Linked DNA regions of Homo sapiens: all the other regions are linked to region 5. Evidence: read pairs that join two places in POLR2A ChIA-PET (ENCODE). Cell type or tissue: HepG2. All regions are shown on one strand. Links, peaks and the distances in the headings refer to the core of each region. The heading gives the core; the rest is flanking DNA.

Region 1 (5,843 bases), core at 598-4,597, 310 kb before region 5:
CGTGATCACTAAAGAATAAATTGGGGTTGGGGCAGGGCATGGTGGCTAACGCCTGTGATCCCAGCATTTTGAGAGGCTGAGGCAGGTGGATCGCTTGAGGTCAGGAGTTCGAGACCAGCCTGGCCAACATGGCGAAACCCTGTCTCTACTAAAATACAAAATAATTAGCCACGCGTGGTGGCACATGCCTGTAATTTCAGCTACTTGGGAGGCTGAGGAACAAGAATCACTTGAACCCCGGAGGAGGAGAGATTGTGCCACTGCGCTTTAGCCTGGGCAACAGAGTGAGACTCTGTCTCAAAATAAATAAAATACAGGCTGGGCGCAGTGGCCCATGCCTGTAATTGCAGCACTTTGGGAGGCCAAGGTGGGTGGATCACTTGAGGTCAGGAGTTCGAGACCAGGTTGGTTAACATGGTGAAACCCTCTCTCTACTAAAAATATTTTAAAAATTAGCCAGGTGTGGTGGTGCGCACCTGTAATCCCAGTTACTCAGGAGGCTGAGGCAGAAGGATCACTTGAACCTGGGAGGTGGAGGTTGCAATGAGCCGAGATTGCGCCACTGCACTCCAGCCTGGGGAACAAGAGCAAAAACTCTGTCTAAAAAAAAAAAAAAAAAAAAAGGGCCAGGCATGGTGGCTCATGCCTGTAATCTCAGCACTTCGAGAGGCTGAGGTGGGCGGGCGGATCATGAGGTCAAGCGATTGAGATCATCCTGGCCAACATGATGAAACCCAGTCTCTACTAAAAATACAAAAATTAGCTGGGTGTGGTGGCGGGCGCCTGTAGTCCCAGCTACTTGGGAGGCTGAGGCAGGAGAATCGCTTGAATCTGGGGGGTAGAGGTTGCAGTGAGCCAAGATCATGCCACTGCACTCCAGCCTGGCGACAGAGCGAGACTCCATCTCAAAAAAAAATATATATATGTGTGTGTGTGTGTGTGTGTGTGTGTGTGTGTGTGTGTGTGTGTAAACAATAAATACATAAATTGAGGAGAAGGCAGGGGAACCAGGATTTGACAGTGACAAGAAAGAAAAGCCCAGGAGGACCTGGTGGCTGAGCCAGATGCTGGGGCTGGACTAAGGGTGATGGGAGCAGAGCTGGGACCTTTGGGTGGCAGAGAAGTTCTAATCAGTGAAACTGGGCAAAGCTATTTGGATGGAGCAGTAGAGTTGGGGTTAAGAGACAGAGACAGGCCGGGCCTGGTGGCTCACACCTGTAATCCCAACAGTTTGGGAGGCCAATGTGGGAGGATCATTGAGACCAGGAGTTTGAGACCAGCCTGGGTAACATACTGAGGCCTTGTCTCTACAAAAAATTTAAAAAATTAGCCAGGTGTGGTGGTGCGTGCCTGTGGTCCTAGCTACTCAGGAGGCTGAGGTGGGAGGATCGCTCGAGCTCAGTAGACTGAGGCTGCAGTGAGACTAGATCGTGCCACTGTACTCCAGCCTGGGCCACAGAGTGAGACCCTGTCTCAAAACAAAACAAAACAAACAAACAAACAACAAAAAAAAGAGGCAGAGAGACAAAGGCGGCGAAGAAGATGGAATGATGATGCCTTTCGGGTAGGTTTGGTGTTTTGGGTTGTAAAAGGGAGGATAAAGAAGTAGGAGAAAGTAGAAAGAACACTAATTGGGACTCAGGTAATGGCTTCAGGTAGATTGTACAGGTTTGAATGCGGGGAGACAAAGCCCACGAGGAGACAAGAGGAAACAAACTTGGAGGAAAGTTTCTGTGATTCTAAACACGTTCCCTCTCTTATCTCCATGATTTCAGCTAGTGGTGGGATGCTCTGTGTATGTTTCATGCAGTTTCACATAGTTGGGGGCTCAGTCTCTCCACATAAGGCATTTTATTTCTTTTCTCTTTTTTTTCTTTTTTTGAGACGGAGTTTCATTCTTGTTGCCCAGGCTGGTGCGCAATGGGGCAATCTCAGCTCACTGCAACCTCCGCCTCCCAGGTTCAAGTGATTCTCCTGCTCAGCCTCCCAAGTAGCTGGGATTACAGGTGCCTGCCACCACACCCAGCTAATTTTTATATTTTTAATAGAGACAGGGTTTCGCCATGTTGGCCAGGCTGGTCTCGAACTCCTGACCTCGGTGATCCACCCGCCTCAGCCTCCCTAAAGTGCTGGGATTACAGGTCTGCGCCACTGCGCCTGGCCTCTCCACGTAAGGCTTTGAGTGGCGTACTGGGAACGCCCCGCTGGTGGTGTCCTTGGGTGGACTGCAGGGCCCTCTAAGTGCCCCTTGAGGCTGACCACTTCGGCTTCCAGCATGTCTGAGATGAGATGTGACACTCTCTCCTGGGAGCCACCTGCAAGGTGATTATGTATTGGAACAAGCTCTCTTCTTGCCTTATTTTACAGCCCAATGGAGAGGAAGTAGGGGTCAGAGTAGTAGGGGTGTAAAATTTGGAGTCACTCTTGTTGGGCGTGTGGTTTGTGCAAGTGACCCGACCTCTCTAAGTCTTGACTCCCTCATCTGTAAAATAGGGATGGTTTTGGCAAATAGCTACCCACTTAGCTACTCTGAGGACGGTATGACATTGTGGAGGTGGCAATGCTTTGTAAACTGCAGAGGACTTTTAGGTGCCAGCCATCGCCATGTTTTAAATGCGGAGAACTGCATTTCTCACCACCTCGCAAAATAAAACTTCACAGTTTATTTGGGTTGGGTATAATTACCGGGCGAAAAATGTAAAAATAACAATGTTTTAGAAATTTCCCCAAAGAAGAAACAGTATTGGCTGGGGCTGCCTTCCCAGGGGCCCTGGAATCCTGAGGGTGCCTGACCTGCAAATGCCCAGCGCTTAGCAGGAGAACAGCCAGATGGCCCTGCTAGTTCCCTCTCTGTGCAAACATCTCTCACCCAGCCGAGTCAACAACCCTCCCTGGGTCAAGAGGCTCCTCCATGCTGCTTCTGTGTGGTGTAGCCTAGAAACTGGGCGGCTGGGGCACAGGGCTCTGGACTTTGGTTATGTGTTTAATCTAGGTCCCTGAGCTACAGGGTCATCTGTTTTGGCTCCTTCTCTGCTTATGTAAACAGGGCTGGTGGGCCCATCAGTACAGCCAGGCCCCGCTCTCACCCCCTCCTCCTGTAAACACATTACAAAGAATCTTTGTAACTGCCCAGGAAGAGCAGCTCTGCTCAGGGGAAGAGAGCCTGCATCCGGAGGGGGTGAGACTCGGGGTGGAGATGGATGGGGGAAGAGTAGGCAGGAGGGGCAAAGGTGGGGCAGGAGTGGTGCTTGCCAATACCTCCTGTACTATGTGGTACAGAAAAGCCAGCTTTGCTCAAAGTCTGGCCGTGATAGGAGGGGGCCTGTTGTCTGCAGCAGAAACCAAGGTGGTAGGAAGGGTGGTGTTAGAAAAGGGGAGAACTGGGGTGGGGCATGGTGGCTCACACCTGTAATCCCAGCAATTTGTGAGGCTGAGGCGGGAGGATTGCTTGAGGCCAGGAGTTTGAGATCAGCCTGAGCAACATGGGAAGATTCTGTGTCTACAAAAAATACAAAAATTAGCTGAGCGTGGTGGCATGTGCCTATAGTCCTAGCTACTTGGGAGACCGAGGCAGGAGGATCGCTTGAGGCCAAGAGTTGGAGGCTATAATGAGGTACGATCACACCACTGCACTCCATCCTGGGTGTCAGAGCGAGATCCTGTCTCTAAAAAAAGAAAGAAAGAAAAGGGGAGAATCTTTATTTCCTAACATCCTGCAGCCCTGACACTTTTCTTACCTTAGCAATTCAAACATGGTTAAAAAAAAAAAAAAGGAGGGGGTGCCAAGTGCGGTACTTCACACCTGCAATCCCAGCACTTTGGGATGCTGAGGCGGGTGGATCACCTGAGGTCAGGAGTTTGAGACAAGCCTGACCTACATGGTGAAACCCTGTCTCTACTAAAAAAATACAAAAAATTAACCGGGCCTGGTGGTGGGCACCTGTAATCCCAGCTACTCTGGAGGCTGAGGCGGGAGAATCGCTTGAGCTGGGAGGCGGAGGTTGCAGTGAGTCGAGATGGTGCCATTGCACTCCAGTCTGGGCAATAAGAGAGAAACTCTTTCTCAAAAAAAAAAAAAAAAAAAAGAACTAGGCCAGGTGTGGTGGCTCACGCCTGTAATCCCAGCACTTTGGGAGGCTGAGGTAGGTGGATCACCCGAGGTCAGGCGAGACCAGCCTGGCCAACATGGTGAGACCTTGTCTCTGCTAAAAATACAAAAATTAGCCAGGCATGATGGTATGCGCCTGTAATCCCAGCTACTTGGGAGGCTGAGGCAGGAGAATTGCTTGAACCCTGGAGGTGGAGGTTGCAGTGAGGTGACAGGGCGCCATTGCACTCTAGCCTGTGCGACAAGAGCAAAACTCCATCTCAAAATAAATAAATAAATACATACATACATACATACATACATAAATAAATACAATAAAAAGAACTAAAGCCTCCTTTTCAAGTAGTACAGGTTAGAAGCAAGAATATTAGCTGGAGAGTCAAGAAAACAAATTGTATTCCTGCTCCTACCCCTAATGAGCTGTGTGCCCTTTGGATGATGCCTTAACATCTTGGAGTTTCCTTGTCTAGATAAATCAGAATGATAATATTTGCCATTTTTTGAACACCCTTGATATGACAGGGATTTTTACCTGCTATTTTATTAATCTACACAAATACCCAATGAGGTAGGGTGGGTTATCCCCATTTTAGAGATAAAGACATTAAGACTTAGCTAGGAGAACTGACTTGCTTAAAAATATGTATGTGTAAGTAGCAGGAACAGCTCTTTTGTATTCCAAACCCCCATTCTGCCCCTGCAACTAAGAAAGGTGGGGGCGGGGTGGTGGCTCAAACCTGTAATCCCAGCATTTTGGGAGGCCGAGGCAGGAGGATCACTTGAGCCAGGAGTTCAAGACCAGCCTGGGCAACGAAGCAAGACCCTGGTTTTTTTTTTTTTTTTTTTTTTGAGACAAAGTTTTGCTTTTGTTGCTCAGGCTATAGTGCAATCGCATAATCTTGGCTCACTGCAGCCTCTACCTCCTGGGTTCAAGTGATTCTCTTGCCTCAGCCTCCTAAGTAGCTGGGATTGCAGGCATGTACCACCACGCCTGGCTAATTTTTGTATTTTTAGTAGAGATGGGGTTTCACCATGTTGGTCAGGCTGGTCTTGAACTCCTGACCTCAGGTGATCCACCCGCCTCAGCCACCCAAAGTGCTGGGATTACAGGCATGAGCCACTGCGCCCAGCCAGCAAGATCCTGTTTCTACAAAATATAAAAAATTAGCCAGGTGTGGTGGCATGCACCTGTAGTCCCAGCTACTTGGGAGACTGAGGCAGGAGGATCACTTGAACCCAAAGGCAAAAAAAAAAAAAAAAAAAAAAAAGAAGAAAAAGAAAAAAAAAACTATTTTTATTGCTTAGGGACAAAGTTTCTGACTTCCATAAACTCAAGATCAGCTGGCACGGTGGCTCATGCCTGTAATCCCAGCACTTTGGAAGGCCGAGGCGGGCGGATCACTTGGGGTCAAGAGTTTGATACCAGCCTAACCAACATAGTAAAACCCTGTCTCTACTAAAAATACAAAAATTAGCCAGGGGTGATGGTGGTCGCCTGTAATCCCAGCTACTTGTGAGGCTGAGGCAGGAGAATCGCTTGAACCGGGGAGGCAGAGGTTGTAGTGAGCCAAGATTGCAACACTGTACTCCAGCCTGGGCAACAGAGTGAGACTCTGTCTCAAAAAAAAAAAAAAAAAAAAAAAAAAGCTCAAGGTCTGGAGTCAAAGCCTCTACCTCTCCCAGATATCTCCTCCCACTGTATTTATCACCTTGGTTAAAATCCAGGGAAGGGAAC
Region 2 (5,843 bases), core at 838-4,837, 170 kb before region 5:
AAAAATGTAGACTTCTCAGTTTAAAAAACTCCCAATAAACATTATTTATAAGAAAGTTTACTGACCTGAGTCTCTTTACAAGGTTTGAAGGAGAAGTTCTGCAGTGCTCTAATGACAGCAAGTTTTATGTTTGTGAGAGCAAACCTCATGCCAATGCAGTTTCGGGGTCCAGCTCCAAAAGGTATGTATCTGTAAAGATCTATGCTGTCCTTGTTCTTCTTACTGAACCTACTTTCACAGTAGTACATAAAAACTAGTTAATGAAACATAAAAACTATTAAAACTACACGTTATGCAGGGTGTGGTGGCTTTTGGGAGGCGAGGACCTCCTTGGCCTCCCAAAGTGTTGGGATTACAGGTGTTAGCCACCACACCTGGCCGGCTATACAATTTTTGAAGGTTAAACCCATGTTTATTCAAATTTGATTCCTCAATATTTGATTATATTGTGAAAAAATTTTGATGGAGGAAAGTGATAATGCCCTTGTGGTTATGTGTTTTTAAAAGACTACTTATATTTTAGAGAAAATTCTGAAATATTTACAGGTTATTTCTTCAAGATAACATTGTAGTCACAGAGAGGATTGTGGTGGTGTGTGGACAGGGAAGCTGACATGCAGCATTGACTACTGAGACAGGTGATGAACACAGGGGGATGCATTAATACTGTTCTATAGCCTGGTGTCTATAGAATATAGTTATGTGTATGTCAAACATTCTTCACAACAGACTTTTTTTAGTATATGGATTTCTCACTGCCTGGCCCAGTTCCTGACACACGGTAACCACTTACTATCTGTTTGGTGACTGAATGATGCAAAGAGAAGTACAATGAGTGGTCTCTGATTTTGTGTTGGTGCAGCCACAGGAGGTGGAAGTGCCAAGATGGAGGAAACACAGAAGTCCTCTACTCCAGAAAACAGAGAAATTGGTCAATTCTGACTTGCTCTTCCAACAAGTATTATGTACAGAGTCTGTGCCAGCAGTAGAGACAGCATGCCTAACAAGACAAGGTCCCTGCCATTGGGAAGTTTATAGTTAGGGGCCAATAAAAGTCTAGATCCCAGGCCTCACCAGCCAGTGCCCTACAAAGTTCATTCCAAATTTTCCTTTCCAAAATGGGAAAATATCAACTATTTCCAGAGTGCAAATTGTGCCCAAAGCTTGACCTTGGCTCTGAATTCCCAGAATATCATGCCCAACACTTCCAAGGAAGAACTTCTGAGAAGTCTAGAAAGCAGGTGACTTTGCTTTGGAAGAGTCATCAACAACTGAGAGTACAAGGGAGCCGGCACAGGACTGCAGACACAAACAGGACCAGGAGAACCTCTGCTTCCCTCTGTCCTCAATGAAGTGGCTTAAACCATCAGGGATGAGGATGTCTCAGGATCTCAGCCTGCACTTTCACAGTTACATTACGGAAAACAGCAAGCAATGTTGAAAGAAAAAGGAATGTGGAAACATGTCCTAAACGTGGTGCTAAATTCAGAGAGCTAAAGGGCACAGCAAAGAAAAACTGAAATGAATAACAAGCTTATATACTCAAAATAACATTATGGTGAAATGAATTATAGCTTATGCATATAGAAATATGTAGTAACGTAAGATAGTAGATAGGTAATGGTTTACTTTGAAATGAAGTAAGCAGCAGTTCAAACTCAAATAAAATGTGATAGTATACTAGTTTTTAAAAATGTCTATGCATAGAAAAATGCCTACAAGACAGGCATTACATAGTTAATGAGGGTTGTTATAAGGTGTTTCTTAATCTATGGTTTGTAAAGTTTAACAGTTATCATTTTGTAATAAAAAACTTCCAAAATGAAAAGGCACATATTCAAATGATTGCCATGTGCATCGAGAGAGGCAGAATATACTTGAATCAGGCTGGTTGAGGGAAGGCTCCTTTCCCAGGGGCCTTGTACCTTTCAGGGCAGAACTTCTCAGGCTCTGTCCAGTACTTTGGGTCATGGTGAAGAGCATAGATTGGAACCATCACTGCTAACCCTTTGGGAATGAACACTCCATTGATTTCAATATCTTTCTTGCAGACTCTCGTAACTCTACTAACAACTGGGAATAATCTGAGCGTTTCATTCACCACCATGTCAAGGTACTCCATCTGTACCAGGGCATCGTAGGTGACAGGTGCCTGGGAAGAAAGAAACAGATTTGGATAAATTGAGATTGGGAATTAACTTTCAACTTAGTCCATGCAGTACTATTGAAGTGTTAGGAGCTCCAGAGAATAATTCATTCTGGTAAAAGATTGTTGCATTTATAAATTATTTTAATAATTCTCCATACCCAGTGATGTGCTCGATGGCCCATTGAGATGTGTGGAGGAGTTATGAATTTGGCACAATCACTTACACAGAGACTGAAATCCTTGACATTACCATTTCGTGTTTTTTCTTTCTTGGGAGAACAAACATGACTAATAGACGATGGCCATTTGAATCACCTAAAATATGCCAAAGCCAGTGTCACCTTTCCAAAGAGAGGCTATGCATCTGTACCAAGGAAAAAGAAAATGTAAAAAGCAAATCCTCTATTTCATACAAGCATTTAAAATGGAAAAGTCCTGTTTAGGCCAGGCATGGTGGCTCATGCCTATAATCCCAACACTTTGGGAGGCCAAGGTGGGTGGATCACTTGAGGTCAGGAGTTTGAGACCAGCCTGGCCAACATGGTGAAACCCTGTGTCTACTAAAACTATAAAAATTAGCCGGGCATAGTAGCGCACGCCTGTAATCCCAGCTACTCAGGTGGCTGAGGCACGAGAATCACTTGAACCCTGGAGGCGGAGGTAGCAGTGAGCCGAGATCACCCCACTGCAGTCCAGCCTGGGCGACGAAGCAAGACTCCATGCAAAAAAAAAATGTGGAGAGTAACACTATGTTATATAAAAACCCTATAAATAGTTTGGGGATAAACTAGTTCTTTTGTAACCCAAATATGACAAAAGAACTTTATAACTGGACAGGGCACACAATTTCAGTGCTACTGAGAGTTGTAAACAGGATAGGAACCCTCCGGGCAGCCCCATCCTGTCTTTCTCGAACAATTTCCCACTTGTTCCTTCAGGCCTGGACTATGAACTTAGATGAACATTCCTTTGTGTTCACCTCACTGCCAAACCAGGGCCAGCCCCAAGGCCAGATCTCGTTACACCATAAAGAATTCCAATTTGGGCAGAATTCTGGAAACAGTGTGGGTAATACGTGGCTAGCATTTGGTGTTATATTTGGAAGGTAATATTGTAGAGGTTAAATGTTTGGCCCAGGCGTCAGGCACCCTGGGTCCTAGCTTGGCTTCTTCACCACTAGCTACTTGACTGGAGCAGAGAGAGGTGTGAGGCAGAGCTGAGTCAGCCTGCCCAGCGCACCCAGGGCCAGGTTCCATCAGACCACTGCCAGACCACAGCGAGTCCAGCCAATATCAGCAGAGCTCACTATCCAGACTTGTGAGCAATAAATGATTGTTTTTAGTTGTCATTGAGATTTCTGGATATTTTTTACTTGGTGTTATGTTGCTAACAGACAACGGATGCAGCAGGACCAGCACTGTTTCACAAAGATCTTACACTTACGCAAGAAGCATCCACTACCTACGATTCTCCCTTTGTTTTTACTCTTTACAGCCTTTCTGCATAGTGTAAATGAAAGAACTGATGCTTACGCTTTTTGCAAAAATTGTCCTGGCAAGTGGTGAGGAGGCATTCTTGCTGAGGCTTCACCTTCTCCCTCCTTCTCCAGGGGATCATCCCCTTACCTTATTGGGTAAAACTGCGTCAATCTCCTCCTGCAGTTTCTGCTGGACATCAGGGTGAGTGGCCAGTTCATACATAATGAAGGGGAGAGTGGTGCTAGTTGTGTCATAGGCAGCAAAAATGATGATAATTGACTGGGCCACAAGCTCCAGATCAGACAGAGCTGAAAGGAGAGGAAATATATTTTAGGAAAAGTGGTTAGTGTAGAGCATCACAGTTTAGATGAAGCAAAATTCCAGTGAAGCTCCCAAATCCCTAAGAGCAAAAATAGAAAAGCAATTCAGAGTCACACTGCGGGTGGCTTCACTCTGATGTGTATCCTACAGAGCCAGAATAAGGCAAAGTCACTTTAATCCAGTTTTTTTTCCAGGGTCTACACGATTGTGGGCCATTCACTCCTCATCATACCATCCCCACCAGCTGCACAGCTGGGTAACTTTCAAAGAGAGCATTTCTGTCTAACATACTCAGTGTTATAGGGATGTCCCTTGGATAATCATAGAAGTTCTTTATCTATAAGTAAACGTGGAGTAACATTCTCCCCAGGGAAGATTTAAATTACTCTAGCTACAATATAGCTTGACAAACAATGAGACAGTTTGCAATACTAAGGCTTGATTTTAGGGAAATATAAAGGAACTTTTCTCTAAGCATGTTTGCGGGAACCCAAGGGAAGAATATTGGGCTCTTGCCACTCAAAATGTGGTCCATGGACCAGCAGCACCAGCAGCATCTGGGAGCTTATCAGAAATGCAGAATCTCAAACCCTACCCTCAAACTGCAGAATCAAAATCTGAACTTTCATGAGATGTGGTAATTTGTGAGCCCAGCATGGCTTGAGAAGCATGGATTACATCTTTGAGTGACATCAAGTAATAGAGTTCCTAGGGCACTAGTCTTCAAAATGGATGACCTCTGGATATACGAAAGCTACAGAGACAAAAATCTAGAAGTGAGGTGATTGACTGTAGTCCAATGAGTGGTTTTAATAAAACAGGCTGGGCACAGTGGTGCAAGCGTGTAATCCCAGCACTTTGGGAGGCTGACACAGGAGGATCATTGAGGTCAGGATTTTGAGACCAGCCTGGCCAACATGGTGAAACCCCATCTCTACTAAAATTACAAAAAAACCCACAACTGGGTGTGGTGGTGGGCACCTGTAGTCCCAGCTACTCGGGAGGCTGAGGCAGGAGAATTGCTTGAACCTGGGAGGCAGAGGTTGCAGTGAGCCAAGATCAGACCACTTCACTCCAGCCTGGGTGACAGAGTGAGACTCCATCTCAAATAATAATAATAATAATAATAATAATAATAATAATAATAATAATAATACAGCAGGAAGAATGCATGTATAGATGGGCATTGGCCAACATGAAATATAAAAACAATAGGGTCTAGTGAGTGGAATTCATAGTGCCTATTCCATCCTGGCCCGAATAGCATCTTCCTTAGTACATGCCCATTCTCTCTGCTCCACTTCATGCTCACCGAACAGCATTTATGACTACAGGTTTGCCTCCCTCTTGATATTTCTCCCAAGAAAAGCTTAGCACAGTCAGCCATTGGTCTGTTTGATCAGGACTGGATTAAGAACTTTAGAGACCTAGGGTACTAAAATAAATATGGTGCCCACTCCAACCATGTATTTCATAACTGAAAACAATACAAGATGAGTGTGAGAAAGGTCTACAGAGTTGTGATTTACTGGTGATAATTTTCATGATGATGTTGTGGGTAAATTCAACTTTCCAATTATTTTATTCAGTTGGCATGAACCCCAGGACATGGAATTGAAATGAAATCATAATCTCAAAGTGTAGATCTGCTACCCAGTAGGGTAGGCACTAGCCACAGGTGGCTACTTAAATTTAATTAATTAAAATTAGATATACTTAAAAATTATTCTTCATTGGCAGCAGCTACATGTTCAGTACTCAATAGCCATGTATCTAGTGATGTCTGTATTGAGCAACAAAACGATAGACTGTTTCCCTTTTCACAAAAAGTTGCACTGGGACAGATGGACAGATGATAGATGACACATAGATAGACAAGTAGATGAAGACATAGA
Region 3 (5,843 bases), core at 684-4,683, 79 kb before region 5:
TTTTTATGGTCCTAGGTCTTACATTTAAGTCTTTAATCCATCTTGAGTTAATTTTTGTATAAGGTGTAAGGAAGGGGTCCAGTTTCAATTTTCTGCATATGGCTAGGCAGTTTCACCAACACCATTTATTAAATAGGAAATCTTTTCCCCATTGCTTTTGTGTGTCAGGTTTGTCAAACATCAGATGGTAGTAGATGCATGGTGTTATTTCTGAGGCCTCTGTTCTGTTCCATTGATCTATATTTCTGTTTTGGTACCTGTACCATGCTGTTTTGGTTACTGTAGCCTTTTAGTATAATTTGAAGTCAGGTAGCGTGATGCCTCCAGTTTTGTTCTTTTTGCTTAGGATTGTCTTGTCTATGTGGGCTCTTTTTTGGTTCCATATGAACTTTAAAGTAGTTTTTTCCAATTCTATGAGGAAAGTCAGTGGTAGCTTGATGGAAATAGCATTGAATCTATAAATTACCTTGGGCAGTATGGCCATTTTCATGATATGGAGTCTTCCTACCCATGAGCATGGAATGTTCTTCCATTTGTTTGTGTCCTCTTTTATTTCATTGAGCAGCGGTTTGTAGTTCTCCTTGAAGAGGAGAACTTCACATCCCTTGTAAGCTGGATTCCTAGATATTTTATTCTCTTTGTAGTAATTGTGAATGGGAGTTCACTCATGATTTGGCTCTCTGTTTGTCTATTATTGGTGTGTAGGAATGCTTGTGATTTTTGTAAATTGATTTTGTATCCTGAGACTTTCCTGAAGTTGCTTATCAGCTTAAGGAGTTTTGGGGCTGAGACGATGGGGTTTCCTAAATATACAATCATGTCATCTGCAAACAGAGACAATTTGACTTCCTCTTTTCCTAATTGAATATCCATTTCTTTCTCTTGCCTGATTGCCCTATTCAGAACTTCCGACACTATGTTGAATAGGAGTGGTGAGAGAGGACATCCTTGTCTTGTGCCGGTTTTCAAAGGGAATGCTTCTAGTTTTTGCCCATTCAGTATGATATTGGCTGTGGGTTTGTCATAAATAGCTCTTACTATTTTGAGATACGTTCCATTGATACCTAGTTTATTCAGAGTTTTTAGCATGAAAGGCTGTTGAATTTTGTCAAAGGCCTTTTCTGCATCTATTGAGGTAATTATGTGGTTTTTGTCATTGGTTCTGTTTATGTGATGGATTACATTTATTGATTTGGTATTTTGAACCCAGCCTTGCATCCCAGGGATGACGCTGACTTGATCCTGGTGGATAAGCTTTTTGATGTTTTGCTGGATTTGATTTGCCAGTATTTTATTGAGGATTTTCGCATCGATATTCTTTAGGGATATTGGACTAAAATTCTCTTTTTTTGTTGTGTCTCTGTCAGGCTTTGGTATCAGGAGATACTGGCCTCATAAAATGAGTTAGGGAGGATTCCCTCCTTTTCTATTGTTCAGAAAAATTTCAGAAGGAATGATAACAGCTCCTCTTTGTATCTCTGGTAGAATTCAGCTGTGAATCCATTTGGTCCTGGACTTTTTTTGGTTGGTAGCCTATTAATAATTGCCTCAATTCAAAACCTATTATTGGTCTATTCAGAGATTCAACTTCTTCCTGGTTTAGTCTTGGGAGGGGGCATGTGTCCAGGAATTTATCTATTTCTTCTAGATTTTCTAGTTTATTTGCATAGAGGTGTTTATAGTATTCTCTGATGGTAATTTGCATTTCTGTGGGATCAGTGGTGATATCCTTTTTATCATTATTTATTGCATCTATTTGATTCTTCTTTTTTCTTTATTAGTCTTGCTAGCAGTCTATCTATTTTGTTGACCTTTTTCAAAAAACCAGCTCCTGGATTCACTGATTTTTTGAAGGGTTTGTTGTGTCTCTATCTCCTTCTGTTCTGCTCTGATCTTAGTTATTTCTTGTCTCCTGCTAGCTTTTGAATTTGTTTACTCTTGCTTCTCTAGTTCTGTTAATTGTGATGTTACTGTGTCAATTTTAGATCTTTCCTGCTTTCTCTAGTGGGCATTTAATGCTATAAATTTCCCTCTACACACTGCTTTAAATGTGTCCCAGAGATTCTGGTACATTGTGCCTTTGTTCTCATTGGTTTCATAGAACATCTTTATTTCTGCCTTCACTTCCTTATTTACCCAGTAGTCATTCAGGAGCAAGTTGTTCAGTTTCCATGTAGTTGTGTGATTTTGAGTCACTTTCTTAATCATGAGTTGTAATTTGATTTCACTGTGGTCTGAGAGACAGTTTGTTGTGATTTCTTTTCTTTTACATTTGCTGAGGAGTATATTACTTCCAATTATGTGGTCAATTTTAGAATAAGTGCGATGTGGTGCTGAGAAGAATGTATATTCTGTTAATTTGGGGTGGAGATTTCTGTAGATGTCTATTAGGTCCTCTTGGTCCAGAGCTGAGTTCAAGTTCTGAATATCCTTGTTAATTTTCTGTCTTGTTGATCTGTCTAATATTGACAGTGGGGTGTTAAAATCTCCCATTATTATTGTGTGGAAATCTTAGTCTCTTTGTAGGTCTCTAAGAACTTGCTTTATGAATCTGGGTGCTCCTGTATTTGGGTGCATATATATTTAGGATATTTAGCTCTTCCTGTTGTATTGATCCCATCACCATTATGTAATGCCCATCTTTGTCTCTTTTGATCTTTGTTGGTTTAATATTCTTTTTAAAATAAAATATTTTAAACATATGAAACATTATGGAGAATGGCATGGGAAATATCCACGTATGCACCACCCAGCTTAACAAATGCTCTACTGTCATTTCTAACCATGGTCTCTTTGAAGAGCTCTTTTGTCTTTCAATGTCTCTTCCTTGTTTGGCCCACATTATCCTTCATCATATGAAGACTTGAGTGGCTCCTGTGTCAGACTCTTGCTGTGTGTCATACCTAATGAACTAGAACCTAAGATTACTGTGTATTGTACAACTAAGGGATTATGTAAAGTCAGGATCAAAGTCTGGCTTCCTGGGTTGGGCTCCAGCTGTAGAATAAGGCTGTTGATGTTTAATCAACTCTGTTTTTTTCACACAGCTTTTATGATGGTCAACAGCCTGTGCTGGCTATCACAGATCCTGACATGATCAAAACAGTGCTAGTGAAAGAATGTTATTCTGTCTTCACAAACCGGAGGGTAAGCATTCATGTGTTGAAATTAAAATACTGATTGATTAAATTTATATTTTGAAATTCTTATATATTCATAGACAGTTGCCTAAAAAATGTCCAGGAAGGTTCCACGTCCACTTCATCCTGTCCCCCCCGAATGGTAACATCTTGCAATCTTGCATAACTATAAATACAGTATATTCATGTTACTATATAGTACAGGAAATTGACATTGATACAGTTCACAGAGCTTATTCAGATTTCACCAGCTTTATGTGCCCTCATTTCTGTTCTATGCAAATTTATCACAATCATAGATTTGTGCAATGACCAGCATGATCAAAACGCAGAACCCATTTGTGTTCTATACAAATTTATCACATCATTAGTAGATTTGTGCAATGACCAGCATGATCAAGATGCAGATCCACTCTGTCTCCATGTGGCTCCCTCCTGCTATCCTACAGTCACAAGTCTTTTTCTCTGACAGGGTCCATATCAGAGCAAACTATTTTTTATTTTGAGGTGATCAATGTATTAATATTTCCTTTTCTGGATTGTACTTTTGGTGCCATGTTTGAAAGTTCTTTGCCTAGCCCTCCTTCCTATATTGCTGTTTTTTTCTAAAAGTCATAAAGTTTAATGCTTTACTAAATGTAGCTCTATTATCAATTTTGTGTTATTTTTTGTATAAGGTATGAGATTTAGATCAAGGTTCATTTTTTTTGTGGCTTATGGCTGTCCAATTCCTCCAACGCCATTTTTGGAAAGATGGGTATATTGTTAAAAATCAACTGGGCATACTTCTTTGCATCTCTCACGTACTACTGTGTCCCATTGATCACTGTGTTTATTATTCCACCAATACCACACTGTGTTGACCCTAGTAGCTGTACACTAACTCTTAACCTCGTGTAGAGTGATTCTTCCCACTTTTATTGACTTATTTTTTCAGATTTGTTTTAACTCTTCCTGGTCCTCTGCTTTTCCATAAAAATTCAGAATGAGTTTCTCAGTGTCTACAAATAAACGTGCTGTTATTTTGACAAGAATTGAATTAAATATATAGACCAGTTTATGGAAAATGTGTATCTTTACTGTTTGATCTTTCAATTCATGAACATAGTATGCCTCTCCATTTCCTTAGATTTTCTTTGATTGCTTTTAACATCTTGTAGTTTTCAGCATAGAGATCCTGTACATGTTTTGTTAGATTTACAGCTAAATTATTTCATTTTTGTTGGAATGACTGTAAATGATATTATGTTTTTCTTGTATTTTCAGATATTGATTGTTGTTACATAGAAATGTGCTTTGATTTTGTGTGTTGATCTGGTATCCTAGAACCTTGCAGAACTGACATAGTAGTTCTAGAAGTCTCTTTGTATATGCCTTGAGATTTTACACATTGTCAGTTATGTCACTTGAAAATAGAGACAATTCTTTTATTTCCTTTCCAATCTGTATGCCTTTTATTTCTTTTCTTTTGTCTATTGCACTAGGACTTCCCAGTATAATGTTGAGTAAATGTGGTGAATTTTTGAATTGTTCCTAATCTTAGGAGGGAAGCCTTCAGTTCTTTCATCATTAAGCATCATTTAGATGAAGTGGGCTGTTTTTTTGTAGATTCTCTTTATCAAATTGAGGAATTTTCTCTCCCTAGTTTGCTGAGTTTTTATCATAAATGAATGCTGGAAGTACTCATTATAAAAAAAATGGCTATGGAAGATGAAAGAAAGTTTCAAGCATGTTGGCTTGATAGGCCAGTTCCAAGTTGGCAAAAATAATTATCTCTTTTTTCTTTCTATCCATGAAATAAAAAATTAAGAGACAAGAATGTTTATGGAATTGCATTATTTCTTCAAAATATGTTCCTAGTTTTAAAGGTATTACCTACTATTTTTTTTAAAACCATCACATTGAGGCACTTCTTTTTCACGTTGCCCATGCTGCAGGAGAACATAAAGACAGCTTGTCTGAGGCAACATACAATCCACCAAAGTCACCTGCTTGTCTGTCTCCACTCCGTCTCTACACTGCAGAAGTGCTAGGTCTTGATTCTGTTTATTGTACTGGAAGAACACATTCTCTACCACGTGGATAATTTGCATGTAAAAGAAGACTGGGATATAGAGGCTGGAGACGACATCAGGGTCTCCTGAACACTGCCGCCACCCCCCCGCCCCGCCCCACACAAATACATCCCAGGACACTGGGCATCTGGGATAAATCTCTATTGAGCATCTAGCATAGGGCCCATCACCCAGTAGACAGTCACTAAATAGTTGTTGAATAAGTGTTCCTGTTTAACACATTTTCTACAACCATGGAGACCTCCACAACTGATGTAGGACAAAATGTTTCTGCTTTGAACTCTAGCCTTTTGGTCCAGTGGGATTTATGAAAAGTGCCATCTCTATAGCTGAGGATGAAGAATGGAAGAGATTACGATCATTGCTGTCTCCAACCTTCACCAGTGGAAAACTCAAGGAGGTATGAAAATAACATGAGTTTTAATAAGAAACTTAAAGAATGAATCTGGTGGGGACAGGTATAAAATAAGATCACAGTCCCTTTCCAAGGGGTAGTCCACTGAATTTGAGCTGCCTAAAAATGGTCTTTTATCTTTATGTACAGAAAACACATCACAAAATTCATTATAAAATGTCACTTACTGCTCCATGCTGGGGAAAGCCATGTCCTTCTGGGACTAGAGTCTGC
Region 4 (5,843 bases), core at 898-4,897, 100 kb before region 5:
CTTCTCATTTTCTATTGTGTATTCTGTATATATTTTCTTTGTGGTTACCATGGTGATTACATAAAACTTCCTAAGGTTATAACAATGTATTTTAAATTGATTACAATTTAACTTCAGTTTCATTAAAAACCACTACTCCTTTACAGCTCTGCACTCCCTCCTTTATGTTATTTATGTCACAAATTACATCTTTTTATATCATGTACCCATTTACATAGACATAGTTATTTGTTATGCTTTGGTCTTTTATATCCTATAAAATAATTAAAAGAGGAGCTACAAGCCTAAGTTGCAATAACACAGGTTTTAGATTTGTACATATATTTACTTTTACCAAATAACTTTATATTTTCATATTTTCATATGGTTTCTAGTCACTTTCTAGCAATAAATAAATAAATAAATCAAGGAGAATCCATCTCTACCAGCCTGTCACAGCACTAAAAGAATACCACGCAGTCCCTGCCTCTTTCCTAAAATTTTTTTTTAAATTTTGGCTTTTGTTGTTATAACTTTACCAAAATTATTTAAAGTAACTTTACCAGCATTGAGTTTTATTGACTAAAGTCACCCGGATTATTTCATGGGTATAAACCCATTTTGTTTCAGCCAGTTTGCATGGGGCCTTTTCTTTGGAAAAAATAATTTCTGAATTGCTGGCAAGATGGCGGAATAGAAACAGCTCCGTTCTGCAGCTCCCAGTGAGATCGACAGAGAAGGCAGGTGATTTCTGCATTTCCAACTGAGGTACCTGGTTCATCTCATTGGGACTGGTTGGACAAGAGGGTGCAGCCCACGGAGGGTGAGCCAAAGCAGGGTGGGGCGTCGCCTCACCTGGGAAGCACAAGGGGTCGTGGAATTTTCTCCCCTACCCAAGGAAAGCCATAAGGGACTGAGCCTGAGGAACTGTGCACTCTGGCCCAGATACTGCACTTTTCCCATGGTCTTTGCAACCCGCAGACCAGGAGATTCCCTCCGGTGCCTATGCCACCAGGGCCCTGGGTTTCAAGCACAAAACTGGGCAGCCATTTGGGCAGACACCGAACTAGCTGCAGGAGTTTTTTTTTTTTTTTTTCCATACCCCATTGGCACCTGGAACGCCAGTGAGACAGAACCGTTCACTCCCCTGGAAAGGGGGCTGAAACCAGGGATCCAAGTGGTCTGGCTCGGTGGGCCCCACCCCCATGGAGCCCAGCAAACAAAGATTCACTTGGCTTGAAATTCTTGCTGCCAGCACAGCAGCAGTCTGAGATTGACCTGGGACCCTCGAACTTGGTTGGGTGCTGTGGGGGGGCATCTTCCATTGCTGAGGCTTGAGTAGGTGGTTTTACCTTCGCGGTGTAAACAAAGCTGCTGGGAAGTTTGAACTGGGTGGAGCTCACCACAGCTCAGTAAGGCCACTGTGGCCAGACTGCCTCTCTGGATTTCTCCTCTCTGGGAAGGATATCTCTGAAAAAAAGGCAGCAGCCCCAGTCAGGGACTTATAGATGAAACCCCCATCTCCCTGGGACAGAGCCCCTCGGGGAAGAGGTGGCTTCCACCATTGTGGAAGACTGTGTGGCAATTCCTCACGGATTTAGAACTAGAGATACCATTTGACCCAGCAATCCCATTACTGGGTGTATACCCATAGGATTATAAATCATTCTACTATAAAGACACATGCACACTTATGTTTATTGTAACACTATTTACAATAGCAATGACCTGGAACCAATCCAAAAGCCCATCAATGATAGACTGAATAAAGAAAATGTGGCACATATACACTGTGGAATACTATGCAGCCATAAAAAAGGATGAGTTCATGTCCTTTGCAGAGACATGGATGAAGCTGGAAACCATCATTCTCAGCAAACTAGCACAATAACAGAAAACCAAACACTGCATGTTGTCACTCATAAGTGGGAGTTAAACAATGAGAACACATGGACACAGGGAGGGGAACGTCACACACTGGGGCATGTCGGGGAGTGGGGGCCTACGGGAGGGATAGCATTAGCAGAAATACCTAATGTAGGTGACGGGTTGATGGGTGCAGCAAACCACCATGGCACATATACACCTATGTAATAAAACTGCACGTTCTGCACATGTACCCCAGAACTTAAAGTATAATTAATAATAATAATAATTTCTGGGCATGTAAGTAGCTGTCTTTCAGGTTCTACTTTGATACATATTCTGAGAGAATTAAACCTGTCAAAGAAACCTTGACTTTCAATGGCAGGCACTGGAATTGACCCTAATAATGTGTTTTGGGGTAAGCCTACTCATATTCTCAACCTGTCTGCAGTAGTCGTTAGAATCTGAACTTCCTGAAGTTCATGTGCAAAGTTGAGTTAATTGTTTAATATTCAACAAGGATTATGCCAGTAAGATGGTAGGAAAATATTAGATATGTGTCATCACTGCTGGTATTATTTAAACTGCAACATATTTTAGCTGGCTGCTGATCTCAGCCACCATGCCTGCATTTTATCTCTGTCTCGTGGTCTGCAACCTTGGAAGCTTTGAACTTAGCTCATAGAATCCTGGGCATCAAGAACATGTGGTTCTAATGGCTAGATAGGGAATGAGAGTAAAAGGATTTTGCCCACGGTCACGTGAGTAAACAACAGATTTGGAGGGGTCTGGACTACTGTGATGACTTCATTCTGACAATATGTTCCAGTTGTCCTTTCATTTCCTCCTAATCACATGTCTGGTCTGATCTGGCTGTTTCCCACCTTCCAATTCCTGCCTTCTCCAATGCTCCCTTCCGTAGGTCACTCTGTGGCTCAGAGACCCTGCTTAGCAAGCGCCCAACCTTTCAATTATTTGTTCAGTAAAACTTGAACTCATGTCTCCCCTTCTTGATAAAAAGAAAATACGTTATGTAATGTCGGGTTACTCTATAACTCTTGTCCTGTCTCTCGGCAACTACTGAACTAACTGTTTTCATATTGAGCAAACGTTTATGGAAGGACTGCCAAGAGTCAGGTACTAGGCTTGGTAATATTCCCCGTTCTCTCTAGTCAAAGCCAACACCAGCCAGACTTGCAGATCTAGGTCCCAAGCCCACTGCAGATCACAGGCCAGGGTCTGGTCTCCTCTGAGCTCCTTTGGGAGGGAAAGACAGAATTATTAACACCCATTTTGTAGATTAGGCAACTGAGGCTGAGGAAGTTTAAATAACTCAGACAGGGCCTGCACGTCAGTCATATTCCAAGGATCCCTACTCACTGTCTTCTCTCTACAGAACGAGATGTCTCTGGAGTCCATAGAAAGCCCAGGAGCCTGGCTGGGCACGGTGGCTCCTGCCTGTAATCCCAGCACTTTGGGAGGCCGAGGCAGGCAGATCACCTGAGCTCAGGAGTTCAAGACCAGCCTGGGCAACATGGCAAAACCCCATCTCTACTAAAAATACAAAAAATTAGCTGGGCGTGGTGGTGCATGCCTCTAATCCCAGCTACTTGGGAGGCTGAGGCACAAGAATTGCTTGAGCCCAGGAGGCAGCAGTTGCAGTGAGCCGAGATTGTGCCAGTGCACTCCAGCCTGGGCAACAGAGCAAGATTCCATTTCAAAAACAAAAACAAACACAAACAAACAAACAAAAATAGAAAGCCCAGGGACCACCTGCGTCAGGTTCCCAGCCACACCTTTTTCTTGTCCTCCTCTGTCTCTGGCATCTTCTCACAGGTTCCTAATTGTTTGTGGTTGCACAAATTCAAAATCCCAGAAAAATTACCACTTCACACCCACTCAGATGGCTATTTTTTTTTTGAAGGAAGATAACAAGTGTTGACAAGAACATGGAGAAATTGGAATTCTCACCCATTGCTGGTGAGAATGTAATACGGTGCTGCTGCTATGGAAAACAGCTTGGAGTTTCCTCAAAAAGTTCAACAGAATTTCAATGTGACCCAGCAATTCCCCTCTAAGTTATAGATCTGAGAGGATTAAAAACAGTTACTAAAATACACGGACTCACATATTTCTAACAGTCCAATTCACAAGGGCCAAAAGGTGCTAATAGCCCACATGTCCATCGATGGATGGATAAATAAATTGTGGTCTATCCATACAATGGAATATTATTCGGCCATAAATGGAATGAAGTACTGACGCATGCTACAGAATGGATGAACCGCAAAAAAAATGGATGAACACATGCTACAGAATGGATAGCCTCACTTTACTATGAAGTGAAGGCCAGAAACGAAAGTCCATATATTGCATCATACAAAATATCCAGAAGAGGGAAGCCCACAGAGACAGAATGTGCAATGGTGGATGCCAGGGTCTGGGGAGAGGGGAGAGTGGGGAGAAACTGCTCAACTGGTACAGGCTTTATTTTGGAATGATGGGAACATTTTGCAACTAGATAGAGGTAGTGATTGCAGAACACAGAATGTACTGAATTCCACTGATTTTTTTCACCTTAAAATGGTTAATTTTCAGTCCTGAGATTGGATAATCATAAAAAAATGGTTAATTTTATGTTATGTGAATTTCATCCCTATACATATTTTAAACCTCAGAAATATACACTAGCAGGCATGGAACAGGTCACTGTGGTGCCTGCCAAGCCCGGTGATGTTATCTGGGGTCCCCGGCCAGCCTTAAGCCTCTTGCTGACCGGTGGAGGGCAGAACCTTTGCCCTAAAAGTATAATATCCACATGCTGGCATGATTCCTGGCCAGATGGCTTCTTTATTAGCAGTAATTGAAACTGCCTCGATACAGACACTGTACCTTGCAACCAAAAAATGACTCAACAATGATAATAAGGGTTAAGCTGGGCCTTTCTCTCTTTGCCAGTTAAATTATATTTATTATAGCTTGACATGAAAAACAAAGCAACTCCAACAGGTATCACAAGGGCAAAGGACATGAACATTTTATCAAAGAAGAAATGCAGCTGTCAAAAATACAGAAATATTCAACCTTGTTCATAATAAAGTGGCTGGGCTCAGTGGTTCATGCCTGTAATCCCAGTGCTTTGCAAGGCTGAGACAGGAGGATCATTTGAAGCCAGAAGTTCAAGACCATCCTAGGCAAGTCAGTTCAATACCAGACTTCATGTCTACAAAACATCAAAAAATTAGCCAGGCATGGTGATGCATGCCTGTTGTCCCAGCTACTCAGGAGGCTGAGGCAGGAGAATTGCTTGAGCCTGGGAGGCTGCGGTGGCGGTGAGCCATGATTGTGCCATTGTACTCCAGCCTGGGCAATGCAGCAAGACTGTCTAAATAACAAAAATAATAGTAAAGAAAAGGATTGGGATGCCATTTCTTGCGTATTCAATACACAGAGTTAAAAGTAATTTCTACGTTTTCTATTTTTTTATTACTAAAAAAAGCTGGACCATTCTCACAGCCTGAAATGCTTCTCACTTTCCCTTCTTCTGTCCAAACACTTCTCTATGATAATGCAAACAGTCACTCCTTTAGGAAGACTTCACCCCAGGTAGTTCCAGATCCCCTTATCTCTGCCTTCCCAGAACTCCTGGTGTCTCTCCAGTTCCCTCCGTGTGGTGAAGTACCCTACCTAGGGTTTCAGTATGGCTCTGTCTGCAAAGGTCTTGTTCACACCTTCCCTTATGGTTCTGTTGCCCTGTGTTGTGTCATAGCACAGGGCACAGTGGAGAACCCATTCACACTGATAGAGAGGGCCCCATGGTCCTGGAGATAACCATGTAACCGATCAGAATAGGGCATTGAGGGCTGGGTGTCAGGCGTGGGCTGCACTTGGGTGGGCAGGTCCCCTGGAAAGTCACTGGGTTTGGCAAGCTTCCTAGTAACATGTCTCTCTGGGGTCCCCTTGGAACTTCATGCAAAAATGCTGGTTGCTGGTTTATT
Region 5 (5,843 bases), core at 959-4,958:
GCTGAAAGGTGCTTGCATTTCTACGAGGCCAATGGAAGCCTTCAGCACAGTTGTCAATCTGTAGAAATAAGGACTCTGTGACTCCTCTGACACCCCTCTATGAATGACAGTTTAAGAAGGGCCAGATCCTAAAATAGGGTCAGAGCTTAGAGGGAAAGGAAAGTATAAAAGACTCTTCACAAATTCTAAAGACATGGTCACCATAGGCTCTCAGTGACCCTCTGTGACTGAGTGGATGCAGTGATGCAAAATCTCATCATCACTGCAGAAGAGAAAAAAAAAAAAAGTCACCCTTTCTGCCTAGGATGAGAATCCCCAAATCAGGGAAGAGTCCACTTACTAAATAGACATAAGGAAATGAAGTGCCCTGGAAGAATTCCTTCCTGAACCTCTGAGGAGCACTCACGTTTGAGGACATTTATCAAGTATTCATTCCAGGATTGGGACCATAAAGACTTCTGCTGCTTTCGACTAATCATTGTGACTTTTTGGTGTCTCATGGTGGAGACGGGAAAGGACTTGATGTACAAATATAATCATTGCTGTCAGAGTTACTGTTATCATTTATTGCCTTAATGTTACCTCCTTCTCTTGAGCATTCCAGTTCCTCAGTCAGTGACTTACCAGCCCCCATATCTATAAAGTCACAATCCCTGAGACCTGATTTCTGATTCAGTTTGTAGATATGGAGCCCATTCACATGGACTTTTTAAGAAGCTTGGCATTCCAGGGCCCACACCTCTGCTTTTTTTGGGAACTACTTTGTCCTACCATCAGGTGAGTGTTTTTGAGCTCACTCTTTGGCTTCTTATGATTGGAGAGAGCAGCTTAGTTCCATCAGTAAAACTGCTTCTCCTCAGGAGGAAGGTCTGAGGTTTTACACTTTCAGAAACAGTGTATAGGCATCATCCAGAGCATGGCAAGGTTTACCCCGGGACTCTCTTGCTAACTCTCAGGAACCTCAGGTTTGCCTCAGTTGAACAGTCCAAATCTCAGGTATATCGGCAACCTGATGTTCAGAACTTGATGTGCAGACTTTGTGAGCACCATAAAGAACATTTTTCTTTTGCCCCATGTAGGTTCCCAGGAAGGTACAGTCATATTTAGTTAGTATTAAGAGTAGGAAAAGGAGCCCCCATTTGTGGCTTGCTATCTGTGTACATGAGAGTCAAACTTTCCTCTCTATAGCAAGAGCTCAGGAGTAGCCTTTTTCCCCTACCTCCTGGACAGCTTTGAAACTCACTTTATTAGGGAGCTCAAGTATTTACCATTGGGTCATTCGCACTTGCTTGAATCCTCTCCAAAAAATGCTAAATCCCCTGAAGGTATTTCCATGGCTCTACCCCAGCTCTTACTCCCCATGACATCTTTTGCAGCTTTGGGAGTCAGAGCAAAGGTGTTCTGCTTTACTTCTTTTATTTCAAAGGCTGCACCTTATGGGTGAGTCTGAGCAGGGAGTGGATATAACTGAGATGAGATAGTGGTTATCTATCAAACTCAGATATTTAAGCATAAAATGAATTTGTGGTTTTTTTTTTAAACAAAGGCAGAATCATATGCAAAATCACTAGAAAGGTGATAATTTGATGAAATTATTAAATATTTAATTTTGCTGAATAAAATGTCATATGTGCCACATGGACTGTGAACTTTGGTCGAGCCTTTGTGCCTAACCTGGTCTGATGCTCTGTCTAGGGCCTGGCCTCTGGATGGAAAATTATGAGCTTATCTCCACAGGGCCAGCAGCAGCAGTAGTCAGCTCTGTGGCTTAGATCATCTTTCCCGCATACCTGAGGCTTGTTTCCCTGATTCCAATTCTTCCAAGTGAGGGTTTTGTTGTCTAATTACTGCCCAGGAATTTCATATTTTTCCCTTTGCAAAAGCAATAATTTCCCCGCCACCTTTTCTAGGTCAGTTCTTTAGTAGATGTACCCCCCAAGATAAACATTCCTGGGATCTTTGTTTGCACAGGTAAAACATCAACCCTGAAATGTAGAAAACAGGAAAGTTTGTTTTTCAGTTTCAGTGAAAACGCTGAGCAAGTGTTGTAATTTGCTGTGTCCAATGTGTAGAGGGGACATTTTCTCAGAACTTCCATGTTAAGCTGGAAAACTGGAAAGTGAGTCCACTTTGTCATTCTGTCACTCACTCCTTTTCTCACTCAACAACATGCCTCAGACTTATCTAAATCTGCTAGACTAAAAGAGGTCCCTGATGTCTGTAACTTCCTAATTCTGCTAGAATTCTAGAGCGAGCTGATGAAATAAATGAAAAGGATGATGAACAGAGATAAAAGACTGTGCATTCCCTTCTGACACTCACTCTCTTTCCCTCAGCCTCAGTTTCCCCATGTGCCCCTGGAGGTGATCATTCAAGGATTTATGAGATTTTAGAGACAATACATGAAAAAGCAAAAAGGCATCAGAAAGACAAGGAGTTACCTAGTTTACACACAATGATAAGTCATTCAGTATCTACAGCACTTTGAGAAAATTCAAGAGTGATTTTAAATTTCCCATTTCAAATACCTCCTCTGTTTTCTCTCCTTTCCCTTATGATGTCTCCAAATAAGATTCCTCTAACTGCCAGCAAGTCTGATTTCATTGGATTCAACTGTTTTCAGCCCCAATTAGACGCAGGGTTAAGTATATTTGAAATATTAATCAAGGGAAGCATTTCCAAGATGGCCGAATAGGAACAGCTCTAGTCTGCAGCTCCCAGCAAGATTGAGGCAGAAGATAGGTGACTTCTGCATTTCCAACTGAGTCTTAGCAACAGGCAGACCAGGAGATACCCTCCCGTGCCTCGATCGGCAGGTGCCACACCCACGGAGACTTGCTCACTGCTAGTGCAGCAGTCTGAGATCCACCTGATATGCTGCAGCTTGATAGAGGAGGGGTATCAGCCATTGCTGAGGCTTGAGTAGCTTACTGTGTAAACAAAGAGGCCTGGAAGCACGAAGTGGGTGGAGCCCACCGCAGCTCAGCAAGGCCTACTGCCTCTGTAGATTCCACTTCTGGGGGCAGGGCAGAGTAGAACAAAACACAGGAGACAGACAGCCTCTGCAGACTTAAACGTCCCTGTCTGACAGCTCTGAAGAGAGCAGTGGTTCTCTCAGCACGGTATTCGAGCTCTGAGAACGGATAGACTGCCTCCTCAAATGTGTTCCTGACCCCCCTGTAGCCTGACTGGGAACCACTTTCCAGTAGAGGCCGACAGACACTTCAAACATGCGGGTGCCCCTCTGGGATGAAGCTTCCAGAGGAAGGATGAGGCAGAAATATTTGCTGTTCTGCAGCCTCTGCAGGTAATACCCAGGCAAACAGGGTCTGAAGAGGACCTCCAGCAAACTCCAAAAGACCTGCAGCTGAGGAGTCTGACTGTTAGAAGAAAAACTAACAGACAGAAATAGCATCAACATCAACAAAAAGGACATCCACACCAAAACCCCATTTGTAGGTCACCAACATCAGAGACCAAAGATAGATAAAACCATAAAGATGGGAAGAAACCAGAGCAAAACAGCTGAAAATTCCAAAAAACAGAGCATCTCTTCTCCTCCGAAAGATCACAGCTCCTCACCAGCAAGGGAACAAAACTGGACAGAGAATGAGTTTGATGAGTTGACAGAAGTAGTCTTCAGAAGGTCGGTATTAGCAAACTTATCCGAGCTAAAGGAGCATGTTCTAACCCATCACAAGATAGCTAACAACCTTGGAAAAAGGTTACATGAATGGCTAACTAAAATAAACAGTGTCAAGAAGACCTTAAATGACCTGACAGCTCAAAACCATGGTACAAGAACTTCGTGATGCATGCACAAGCTTCAATAGCCGATTCGATCAACTGTAAGAAAGGATATCAGTGATCAAAGATCAAACTAATGAAATAAAGCAAGAAGACAAGATTAGAGAAAAAAAAGTGAAAAGAAATGAACAAAGCCTCCAAGAAATATGGGACTATGTGAAAAGACCAAATCTACATTTGACAGGTGTATCAGAAAGGGACAGGGAGAATGGAACCAAGTCAGAAAACACTCTTCAGGATATTATCCAAGAGAACTTCCCCAAACTAGCAAAGCAGGCCAACATTCAAATTCAGGAAATACAGAGAACACCACAAAGATACTCCTCAAAAAGAGCAACCCCAAGACACATAATTATCAGATTCACCAAGGTTGAAATGAAGGAAAAAATGTTAAGGGCAGCCAGAGAGAAAGGTCGGCTTCCCCACAAAGGGAAGTCCACCAGACTAACAGCAGATCTCTCAGCAGAAACCCTACAAAACAGAAGAGATTGGGGGTCAATATTCAACATACTTAGGGAAAAGAATTTTCAACCCAAAATTTCTTATCCAGCCAAACTAAGCTTCATAAGTGAAGGAGAAATAAAATACTTTACAGACAAGCAAATGCTGAGAGATTTTGTCACCACCAGGCCTGCCTTACAAGAGCTCCTGAAGGAAGCACTAAACATGGAAAGAAAGAACTGCTACCAGACACTGCAAAAACATGCCAAATGGTAAAGACCATCGATGCTATGAAGAAACTGCATCAATTAATGGGCAAAATAACCAGCTAACATCATAATTGCAGGATCAAATTCACACATATCAATATTAACCTTAAATGTAAATGGGCTAAATGCCCCAATTAAAAGACACAGACTGATGAACTGGATAAAGAGTGAAGACCCATTGGTGTGCTGTGTTCAGGAGACCCACCTCACATGCAAAGACACACATAGGCTCAAAATAAGAGGATGGAGGAAGATCTACTAAGCAAACAGAAAGCAAAAAAAAGCAGGGGTTGCAATCCTATTCTCTGATAAAATAGACTTTAAACCAACAAAGATCAAAAAAGACAAAGAAGGCCACTACATAATGATAAAGGGATCAATTCAACAAGAAGAGCTAACTATCCTAAATATATATGCACCCAATACAGGAGCACCCAGATTCATAAAGCAGTCCTTAGAGACCTATAAAGAGACTTAGACTCCACACAATAATAATGAGAGGCTTTAACACCCCATTGTCAATATTAGACAGATCAATGAGACAGAAGGTTTATTTTATTTTATTATTATTTAAGTTTTAGGGTACATGTGCACAATGTGCAGGTTTGTTACATATGTATACATGTGCCATGTTGGTGTGCCACACCCATTAACTCGTCATTTAGCATTAGGTATATCTCCTAATGCTATCCCTACCCCCTCCCCCTACCCCACAACAGTCCCCGGAGTGTGATGTTCCCCTTCCTGTGTCCATGTGTTCTCATTGTTCAATTCCAACCTTTGAGTGAGTACATGCGGTGTTTGGTTTTTTGTCCTTGCGATAGTTTGCTGAGAATGATGGTTTCCACCTTCATCCATGTCCCTACAAAGGACATGAACTCTTCATTTTTTATGGCTGCATAGTATTCCATGGTGTATATGTGCCACATTTTCTTAATCCAGTCTATCGTTGTTGGACATTTGGGTTGGTTCCAAGTCTTTGCTATTGTGAATAGTGCCACAATAAACATAAGTGTGCATGTGTCTTTATAGCAGCATGATTTATAATCCTTTGGGTATATACCCAGTAATGTGATGGCTGGGTCAAATGGTATTCCTAGTTCTAGATCCCTGAGGAATCGCCACACTGACTTCCACAATGGTTGAACTAGTTTACAGTCACACCAACAGTGTAAAAGTGTTCCTATTTCTCCACATCCTCTCCAGCACCTGTTGTTTTCTGACTTTTTAATGATCACCATTCTAACTGGTGTGAGATGGTATCTCATTGTGGTTTTGATTTGCATTTCTCTGATGGCCAGTGATGATGAGCATTTTTTCATGTGT

The links. Peaks named below come from ENCODE experiments on the same cell type or tissue, not always from the same donor. Only the 100,000 strongest peaks of a DNase experiment are listed, where the experiment ranks them.
Region 1: POLR2A ChIA-PET joins it to region 5 with 5 read pairs; 1 of 35 experiments calls an interaction of 5 or more read pairs at or near these places.
Region 2: POLR2A ChIA-PET joins it to region 5 with 9 read pairs; 1 of 35 experiments calls an interaction of 5 or more read pairs at or near these places.
Region 3: POLR2A ChIA-PET joins it to region 5 with 5 read pairs; 3 of 35 experiments call an interaction of 5 or more read pairs at or near these places.
Region 4: POLR2A ChIA-PET joins it to region 5 with 8 read pairs; 2 of 35 experiments call an interaction of 5 or more read pairs at or near these places.

The regions. Positions count from the first base shown.
Region 1 is chr7:100,001,174-100,007,016 of GRCh38, reverse strand. The region is part of intron 2 of LOC105375423 (a long non-coding RNA gene); the gene reads right to left. Among named protein-coding and RNA genes, the nearest start is that of ZKSCAN1, 12 kb to the left of the region's middle. RefSeq lists enhancers at 2,937-3,231, 2,834-3,334. In HepG2, for the core only: no CTCF peak of the experiment used is centred there; a DNase peak (open chromatin) is centred at 3,016.
Region 2 is chr7:99,857,922-99,863,764 of GRCh38, reverse strand. CYP3A43 (cytochrome P450 family 3 subfamily A member 43) reads right to left here. Exons shown (of 13, transcript NM_057095.3): 10 at 3,775-3,935; 11 at 1,926-2,152; 12 at 66-228. Among named protein-coding and RNA genes, the nearest start is that of OR2AE1, 16 kb to the left of the region's middle. RefSeq lists a silencer at 3,293-3,493. In HepG2, for the core only: no CTCF peak of the experiment used is centred there; a DNase peak (open chromatin) is centred at 3,104; H3K4me3 peaks cover 508 bases.
Region 3 is chr7:99,769,894-99,775,736 of GRCh38, reverse strand. CYP3A4 (cytochrome P450 family 3 subfamily A member 4) reads left to right here. Exons shown (of 13, transcript NM_017460.6): 4 at 3,048-3,147; 5 at 5,502-5,615. Among named protein-coding and RNA genes, the nearest start is that of CYP3A4-AS1, 8.9 kb to the right of the region's middle. In HepG2, for the core only: no CTCF peak of the experiment used is centred there; a DNase peak (open chromatin) is centred at 2,966.
Region 4 is chr7:99,792,006-99,797,848 of GRCh38, reverse strand. No RefSeq gene overlaps it. Among named protein-coding and RNA genes, the nearest start is that of CYP3A4, 11 kb to the right of the region's middle. RefSeq lists enhancers at 2,286-3,211, 3,212-4,841, 5,843 and a promoter at 1,149-5,843. In HepG2, for the core only: no CTCF peak of the experiment used is centred there; a DNase peak (open chromatin) is centred at 2,728.
Region 5 is chr7:99,690,680-99,696,522 of GRCh38, reverse strand. It overlaps CYP3A7-CYP3A51P (CYP3A7-CYP3A51P readthrough), which reads left to right. Exons shown (of 15, transcript NM_001256497.3): 14 at 677-777. It also overlaps a transcript of ZSCAN25 not described here and the pseudogene CYP3A51P. Among named protein-coding and RNA genes, the nearest start is that of CYP3A5, 14 kb to the right of the region's middle. In HepG2, for the core only: a CTCF peak has its summit at 3,218 (motif pointing right); DNase peaks (open chromatin) are centred at 1,812 and 2,962; H3K4me3 peaks cover 1,066 bases.